Linked DNA regions of Homo sapiens: region 2 is linked to region 1. Evidence: chromatin contacts called from ENCODE Hi-C data. All regions are on one chromosome and are shown on one strand. The core of a region is the stretch at or near the end of the contact, and the rest is flanking DNA. Distances in the headings are between cores, read along the strand shown. Region 1 overlaps FARP1 (FERM, ARH/RhoGEF and pleckstrin domain protein 1). Region 2 overlaps DOCK9 (dedicator of cytokinesis 9).

Region 1 (4,392 bases), core at 1,179-3,678:
ACTGCGGAAACGAGTGTGTCCGGCCATCAATACACAAGAGACTCTTTGTGACTCAACACGTGGGGTCGCGAGGCAGAGCTGGTGGCACTGCGGATCACTTCCATCCACCTGCAACACGGGAACGCCAGTTAGTCAACCTTTTGTTTGGACGGACTCCTGACACTTTGGTGGGCATCGCTTACAGAAACACAAGGTGAAGTCAGGCCGCCTGGTTGGTAATCTGCCACTTCAGCAGAAGAGCAAGGGAACAGCCAGCACCCAGGCGTTCCTGAGGTACAGTGGAGACCCACTGGCCTGGGCACTCACTCAGTGTGGAGCTGGAAGTACCTTGCTGCAGTGACACTGCCCGCTCCATTGGAGCAGTTAGGAGCGAGGTGGCCTCTGGTTGCTGGGGAGAACGCTACCTCCTATTTTCATGGACATGGCAGAGAATGGCGGGACGTGTCCCATCCTGCTTAGTGGAAGCTCTCCCTTCCTTTTTTCTTTTTCTTTTTTTTTTGAGACAGGGTCTGGCTCTGTCACTCATACTGGAGTTCAGTGGTGCAGTTATCGCCCACTGTAGCTACCTCCTGGGCTCAATCGATCCTCCAGCCTTGGCCTCCCAGGAGATGGGACTACAGGCTTGCACCACCACGCCCAAATCTCCCTTTTTATATATTTGTGTATTTGCTCTCTACCGGTGCTTCTCAAATGGGTGCAATGCTGTCCCATTTGGTAAAGTCTGGAGACATTTTTAGATGTCCCAACTGAGGGGTTGCTGCGGGCATCTAGTGGGTGGCCAGGGATGCCGCTGAACATCCTGCACAATGCAGGACGGACTCCCCAAATTACCTGGCCTTGTCCCAGGCCTTTCAGGATCTGGACTGCAAGGCTGGACCCTTTGTCACAATAATAGCAAAATCCCAACTTTGATCAACCCAGCTCTCAACCCAGCTCTCGAGCTCAGTCCAGGATCAGATTTGAGAATGGCTCTCCTCTAGGTTCCTTTTTCAGGTGATGTTGTTTAGGAGGTGCTCAGCATATTGCTGAGGACCCCTCCCCTTCTGCCTCCCGGGGCGAGGAGGGCTCAGCAGGGCAAACTGCACAAGTAGTCGGCTTGGGGATGCAATTTGCAGAGGCCCAGGATCTCTATTCAAAATATGAATTGCAGGAACAGTCTTAGGCCTGACTGTTGCATTTCTTTCTTGGCTAAATGAAGTCTGCAGTCCCTGCCATTACACCATGTAGGCAGTCTCACTGGGGCTTAGCTTCATCATCCCGGACACGTTATGTCAGAGATCTCCAAGCAAGATGTCTAGGGCCTCAGCCAACACCGTGCAGGGTAAGGGCGCAGGGAAGTTGGGACCCCACTTTCTGCCATGAGAACAGAATCGCCTGCTGGTGTCGGGCAGTGGGACCCCAGGTCTAAACGCTTAGTTGGCAGGGAAGGGTGGGGCCATCTCACTCGCTGACTTGGGAGAAATCCTGATGTTTGGAAGAGGGGGTCCTCTTCTGCAGGGCCCTGTGCGTGGGAAGGGGGTGTCTACCTTTCGAACGTGTACTCGCTTTCCGCCCTGAAGTAGTAGACGTGGGACTTGAAGTGCAGCTTGAACACGTAGTCTTTCTGGATGTTCTCGGACTCAGAGGGGATGGTGAGCGAGTAGCCGAGCAGAGGCAGGCTGGCAAGGGGATGATTGTCCTGGAAAGGGGAAACAAAGCAAAGTGGCTTTTCGGGGTCAGCTTCTGCTGCTGGGCCTGGCTGCTGCCCCGCATCAGACAGGGACTTGGGAGCCCAGGCAGCTCCCTCCTCGGGCGTGGGCCTGGAAGGGACCATGGCAGCCAGTGTTTGCCTGTACGTGATGGCCCGGGTGGCAAGTCCCGCCAGGACTGAGCTGTAGATAAAGCCAACCCCCGTCCCTTGTCCAGGCAGAAGACAGGTGGCCCTTCCTAGGGCAGAAGTTGTCCTTCAGTGGATGATAATGTCAGTCTTCCCTAGAGTTGAGGGCCTCGGGTGGACAGGGCCCCCCGCCAGCATCCCTGTCATCCCCGTGACACCTGGAGCCCAAGAGGCCTGAGTCATTCCAGAGGAGGGCGGCCCCCTCACCTCATGCTGCCACCCCCAAGGTCCCAGGGCCACCTGCCCTGTGCGAGACACTTACCTGGTGTGATTTGTAGAAGAACAGGCAGAAGTTTGTGAACACCACCCACAGCTTCTGCCACCCGTTGCTGTTTTTGAATTTCCTCAGCAGGTTTCCAGACAACTGATTCTGAAAGGCAAGGAGGCCTGTGAGAAGCACAGCGGGCACCTGCCCCAGGAGGGCACAGAGAGCAGCTCTCCCTGCACCAGGGCCCTGGGCTGGGGCATGTCCGTGACTGAAGGATGTGGGCCCCACCCCCGCTCCCCCGTGTGTGGGGAGACTTGGCAGGTCCTGGGACCCTGATCTCATCACTTCCCCTTGTCACTTGCTGTGGGGCATCTTGGGGTCCCTGTGTCCCCCCAAAAGACACGTTGAGGTCCTGACTACCAGTACCTTAGAACACAGGCTTATTTGGAAATAGGCTCGTTGCAGGGTAACTAGTGAAGACGAGATCACACTGGGGTAGGGTGGGCCCTAAATCCAACGGGAGTGGTGTCCTGAGGAGAAGAGCCACCTTGAGGGGAGAGGGGTGTGCCCTGTGACACCGAGGCAGAAATGGGGGCGCAGGACCCCATGCATTGCCAGCAGGCGGAAGCTGAAGGAGGGAAAGATCCATCCCAACAAGCTCAGAGCAGCACTCGTTTTGAGGGGCCAGGCACCCTACCCAGGAAGTGGGGCCTGGGGTGCATGTGAGTGGCTCCCACATGCCCTCTAGTGGCCCAGGAGGCAGTTGCAGCCCTGCCCACCTCCAGGCTCAGGGCCGGCCCAGCCCCTGGAGCATTGTTAGGATGCGCTGCAGCCCAGCTAGGGGGCAGGGACAGGCACCTGTGTCCATGCTACCTCCAAACAACTCTGAGCAGGCCTGACGCACTGGTGGCTCATTTCGTCCCTTTGCCAAAGTGACATCACCAGCAGAGACTCAAAGCAGTTGCACCACCTTGTAAAGGCACTTAATGCCACTGAATTGTTCCCGTAAAAATCGTTAAGTTGGCCAATATTGTGGTATAGCTATTTTACCACAATAAAAAATACAGACCTCCGAGTCTGCCTCATTCCATCTCTCTGGGTGCCCCTGGCACTAAGCTTCTGTGCTGGGAGCTGGGATCAAATGGTCTGATGTCCCTGCCCTCCAGTTGCTCAGGGAGGGTCCAGTGGGAGACATGGACACTGACAGTAGGTCCGTGAGGGGCTGCAGGATGTGGGGGACCCCGCAGACGGGGAGAAAGGGCATTCCAGGCCAGGCAGGCAGCTCCAGCCATCCATCCTCCTCCCCCAGTGGCAGAAAGGAACAAGAAAATGCAAGGCTCCAGGTTCCCAGAAGGTCCTGGTGGTGGCCAGGGCTGGGCTGATGCCCATGCGGCATCTTGGGTCACGCAACATGGAGCAAGGAGGGTGGCACACTCCCCTTTCCTAGGTATTTTCATACTGACTCACATAATTTTCACACAGCAGCCAGCCCACAGTGGGGTTCATACATGTCACCCATCACAGTCTGGGCCCATTTGTTTCCAAAGCAGCTTCCTTAGCGCTCTCTAGCTTCTGCCTGGCCATTCCAATAGCCTCTGGAAACCTCTTTATCAATAGGCACATCCAGCGGCCCTTCCTCGCTCCCCACGGCCGGGCCGAGCCTCCCGCTCCCCTGTGTCGGGTCCATCCTGGCCTCCAGCGTGTTACGGGCCCTGCGCGCCATGAGTCTCCTGCCCTGCACTCAGGAGGCCGAGGCCATGCTGGTGGCTCCCAGACCTGTCTCCATTCACTGCCTTCACGAGAGGGTCAACATCCTTGTTCAGAACCAGACCAGCCTGCCCTGTCTCCTCGTGGCCCTTCATTGGGGCCACCGCTCCTCTCCCTTCTTGGATCCCATTCCCTCAGACCCTGCTGTGGGTTGAATTGCACCCCCAACAAGTCCAAACCCTCCGTGCCTACAATGGTGACCTCACATGGACACAGGGTCTCTGCAGATGCGATCGAGTCAAGGTAAGGTCACTAGGACGAGCCCTAAGCCCAGCACGAGCCGTGTCCTTAGAAGAGGATATTAGAGTGCAGATACAGGGAGGACAGCTGGTGACACGGCAGACCGGAGCCCTGCAACATGGGTGGAGTCGGGGACCCCCCGAGAAGAAGACTGCCGCAGCCACCAGATGCTGTCAGGTGGGGACATTTTCCCTCAAGGCCTCCCAAAGGAACCCACCTGCCAGCAGCTTGATTTTGGACTTCCGGCTTCCCGCACTGTGGGAGATGTTTCTGTGGCCTCACCCAGTCTGAGGTTGGTGCC
Region 2 (4,392 bases), core at 638-3,137, 380 kb before region 1:
GGAACTCTGAGAGTACAAGTGTGACCACTGTTATTGTAGAGGAACTTGAGTGTATCAGGAGGGGCACCTAGAGGATGTGAAGGATGCATAGGGGCTCATGGTTGAAGATCAGTGAGCATGTTCCAGGCCACAGTGAACTACGGGGAAGCACCCATCTGGGGAACTAGAGATGTTCCTTACTGCGGAGTTTAGAATATGGGTGAGAAGGAGTTGAGGAGGACCCATGGTGGCATATCCAAATCATTGCATATTTGGACAGATCTTCTGGACTCCTGTGTTGATGATGGGTCAAGGGTAGTCTAGACCTCAGCTAGGGAGACCATTGTCAAAGCTAGGTCAGAGAGGATGGTATCCTAGACCAGGGATGGTGAGGTAAGAAGGAAGAGGAGATTGAGTTGACAACATTTGGTGACTGATTGTAACTGGGTGTGGTGAAGGAAAAGGAAAATAAAGATGGCCTCCATGCTTTAGCTCAAGCAACTGGGTAAAGGCAGTGCTATTCATTGAGCCAAAAAAAGACAGAGCCCCCTGTGGCATAGTTAATCTATCCATGTTCTGATAAAGTATTGCAAAGGACAGTCTACCCATAGCATATTTAATACATTTAAGTTCAAACTGAAAACTGAGAAATAAATCATGTCTCCCTCTTGGTTAGAGAAGGTAATAGGTAAGTAACTATCCAAGTGGATGGGCTTATCTCATTTTCTTTCTCCCTTTGCTCTCCTGATCAGCATTTTGCTTTGCAAACAGTGTTTTTTAAGGATAGCAGAATCACTTTCTGTAATTATTCTTAAAGGGGAAGAAAATACCTCAGACATTGTTTCCTACACGGAGCGACCCCTGCTCAAAGCACCCCCCAACCCCCACTTTGCTGGGTCCTTAGGCACATCCTAACTGAACGCAGAAGCCCAGCCTGGGCAGTCATTTGAAGGTAAATTGATTTGCTCATGTTTGTGTGTCCCTAAGGTCATCATATCTGTCAGCCAGCTGATAGCAGACGTTGTTGGCATTGGGGGAACCAGATTCCAGCAGTCCCTGTCCATCATCAACAACTGTGCCAACAGTGACCGGCTTATTAAGGTGGGTAGCCTGGCCCATGTTAGTTTCACCCTGAGACTCTGCATCAGCACCTGAGGTGCTTGTGGACAGGCAGCAAACAGAGGAAGCCATGTGTCCTTTCCTCTTCCACCCTTGTTTTAGCACACCAGCTTCTCCTCTGATGTGAAGGACTTAACCAAAAGGATACGCACGGTGCTAATGGCCACCGCCCAGATGAAGGAGCATGAGAACGACCCAGAGATGCTGGTGGACCTCCAGTACAGCCTGGCCAAATCCTATGCCAGCACGCCCGAGCTCAGGAAGACGTGGCTCGACAGCATGGCCAGGATCCATGTCAAAAATGGCGATCTCTCAGAGGTAGTAGCCCTGCCAGCCGCTTGAATGGGTTTTTGAAAAAACCAGTGAGGCCCCATTCACTTAAAAAGCCAGTTTTGAGAAAAGTTATTCCATTAATCAAAAACCAATTAAAAGTATGCAAAACTTTAAACAGTATGAAGCTTAGGGTGACTTCATAGTTAGCTGAGCATTTTAATAATTTAAAACAAATTGTAAGGGGTTATTTTTGTCAACAAAGAGCATTGTTTAAGCTCTTAAACCTATTCATACAGTCTCCTGCTAATTAAAATACACATCAAAATTCCTCTGTAGTTCTAAAATTCAGCTATTTTATGATCAAATGAATTCCTCCTGTTATTTAAGGTAATGACAGGTGTTGCTTTCTCCTCTGTAGGGTAGTCCATTTCCTTTTGTGGATGCAGTAGGTATTCCAGCATTCCCTTCTATGCAGAGCTGACGTGTTTCAATATGTAGACTGCATGGCTGGGAGTTGGGTGTGTGGGCTCCAGTACAAGTAATATTGGACTTTGAATCCAAGATCCAATATTAACTAACTCTGTGACATTGAGCCAGTTTTTTAACCCCTCTATTGCTCAATGACATCATCTGTAAAATGGGGAATTGAAGAAAACAATTGGCTGTAAGGCAGTCTGTGCGCCTAGGAGAACTCATTCAGTGTCTGTGCCTGAGATGTTTAGCTATGATCAACATTATTACAATAGCAAGCAAGTTTTGACTTTTAAACTTTTATAACTGTTTGAATTAATAAACATACTCTAAGTCTGAAAATTTTAACTATTTTTACATATTTATTTTTCAAGGAGCTCAATATGCTAAAAAGTACACATTAACGTGACAGTTTTGACTATAAATTTAATGTAAACCACACATTGGCCATAATAAAAAGGAATAACTAAGAGAAGTAACTTTTCTATCATTCTAAGAATTTAAGATTCTTTAATGACATATGTGGCCTAGGTCTCAAAAAAAGAAAGGAAGAACTTACTAAGCTTCAGCTGTTCCTCTGTGAATTAGTTTTACATGGCTGCCATAACAAAGTACCCAGACTGAGTGGCTTCACACAGAAATGTATCCTCTCACAGTTCTGGAGGCAGAAGTCCAAGATTGCAGTGGCAGCAGGGCCACATCTCCGAATGTCCTTGGGGAGAACTGGTTCCATGCCTGTCCCTGAGCTCTTTGTGTTGCCAGCAGTCTTGATGTTCCTTGGCTTGTAGCCACATCCCTCCAGTTCCTGCCTCCGTGGTCGCATAGCATCCTTCCCCATATGTCTATGACACCAGTAATGTTGAATTTAGGGCCCACCACACACCAGTATGACCTCATCTTAACTAATTACACCTAACAGAGCCTGTTTCCAAATAATATCACATTCTGAGGTCTCAGGGAGGCCATGAATTTTGGCGGGACACTACCCAACCCAGTATACCCAGTGAATAAGGGACGAAAGCAGCTAATTTATAAGATTTCTTATTGCCCTTGCCGTGTCTGGTTTTGTGTGTGTGCTCAGTAACCCGTCATGTACTTTCCTGCCTGTTCAGTGCATGTGACCCTGCTTTGTACTGCAAGAGGGACACACGTGGGAGGCATGAACTCTGCCTCCGAGGACTGGACAGTACATAACTCCACTCTCCAACAGACTTCTCTCTGCACACATCAGAGTGCATGCCACGCTGCTAACATTCGTTGACACACGTGCACGTGGAGCAGCCTCTGCTGGTGTGTGTTGGCTAGTAGCTAGGGGTGAGGGTCTAGACGAGGGCACCACGTGGTGGCGCTCACCCCGCTGACAGGCACAGAACCGCATGCATTAGAACCTTGCAGGGGGTTCGCTTCTAACAGCTGTCTTTGATCTTTATAACACCATGGCAATTTGGTGAAAAAATTTCTTTTTTCTTTCAATTTAAGATACGTATAATGTTACCTATTTGAGATTAAATTATGATTTTTATTTAGAATTTTATATTTGGAAAAAATTATAACTTGCTCTTAATTTTTAAGTCAAGCGAAAAATATATTAGCACCTGAAATTTGAGCCATTCTCTCAGAATCTAGGGAGGAGCACATGTTTTCTTCAAAGCATCCTCTTTTCGCTTTGAGAGAAATGATGCAGAAGTATTAGGTATAGTAAGAGGAAAATGCTGCTTTTATCTTTTACTTTACAAATGTAATAATTCTATATAGAAAAAAGCCTTAGCAAATTTACTGCCATTTATCTCAACTCCCAATTAATTTCAAATTTTCAGCTTATGTGAGTGATTCCACTCTCTTCAAAAGGTAAGATATCAGCTATTAGAAATACTAGCTGGTGCATTGAGATCTAATATATACGTTCATACATTGATTAGATTTCTGTCTGTGTGGGAGCATTATGACTTGCTGTTATGAATGATGATTCTGAGGCATGTGTCTTCTATTATAGGCAGCAATGTGCTATGTCCACGTAACAGCCCTAGTGGCAGAATATCTCACACGGAAAGGTAAGGAATTATTCTCATGTTTTGTGAAATTAATTAGTATAAAACCACACAAAGCAGCAGACAAGTGAGAGCCATTCAGGAAGATTGGAAGGTGGGGATTTGTGTGTTTGTGAAGTGTATTCGTTGTTTTATCCCCTGGCGTGATGTTTGCTTGAATTGGTGGGCACAGCAGAAATTGCCAGGACTAGACAGAAAAGTAGATGGCATGTTGTCATGTAACCTCCTCTGATAGCTTCACTCTGCAAAAACTAGCTAATGAGTTTTGCATCTGGCCAAATCTAGAGCTAAGAAGATACTATTTTTCCCTTAAGATAGTTCCCACTAGAATGTTTAGGCAATCAAAAAGTTGTAACGGGAGATTATCAGACAGCATTTCTGCAACGCAGCCCAGCTGGCTTTATTGTCTAAGAAGGCAGCCTTTCTGATGGAAACCTTATCTCCCAGAGGAAGGAGAGGGGGCGAGGAGTGACGCTTCATTTGTGCACTCTCCGTTTGTGCC

What was found. A loop is a pair of places that touch in the nucleus more often than their neighbours do. Pooled maps may share reads with other maps.
Region 2: a map of OCI-LY7 shows a loop between it and region 1 (4-fold over the local background). The contact joins two enhancer-like sites. A Hi-C loop is called at or near these places in 4 of 168 maps with a recorded cell type or tissue (IMR-90, OCI-LY7, cardiac septum and 1 more), 1 of 37 single-sample maps with no recorded cell type and 5 of 50 pooled maps.

Annotation. Positions count from the first base shown.
Region 1 is chr13:98,443,952-98,448,343 of GRCh38, reverse strand. It overlaps FARP1 (FERM, ARH/RhoGEF and pleckstrin domain protein 1), which reads right to left. Exons shown (of 27, transcript NM_005766.4): 25 at 2,139-2,246; 26 at 1,527-1,678; 27 at 1-108. The coding sequence ends at 27. It overlaps STK24 (serine/threonine kinase 24), which reads left to right. Exons shown (of 11, transcript NM_001032296.4): 11 at 1-3,159. Among named protein-coding and RNA genes, the nearest start is that of FARP1-AS1, 10 kb to the right of the region's middle. RefSeq lists enhancers at 2,235-2,284, 3,055-3,104 and a silencer at 2,215-2,509. Within about 2 kb of position 2,428, at least 13 of the 41 ENCODE cell types and tissues checked have a DNase peak (open chromatin) inside an H3K27ac peak, as active enhancers do.
Region 2 is chr13:98,826,331-98,830,722 of GRCh38, reverse strand. It overlaps DOCK9 (dedicator of cytokinesis 9), which reads left to right. Exons shown (of 53, transcript NM_001366683.2): 42 at 967-1,080; 43 at 1,201-1,416; 44 at 3,836-3,893. Among named protein-coding and RNA genes, the nearest start is that of DOCK9-AS1, 3.6 kb to the left of the region's middle. Within about 2 kb of position 1,887, at least 2 of the 41 ENCODE cell types and tissues checked have a DNase peak (open chromatin) inside an H3K27ac peak, as active enhancers do.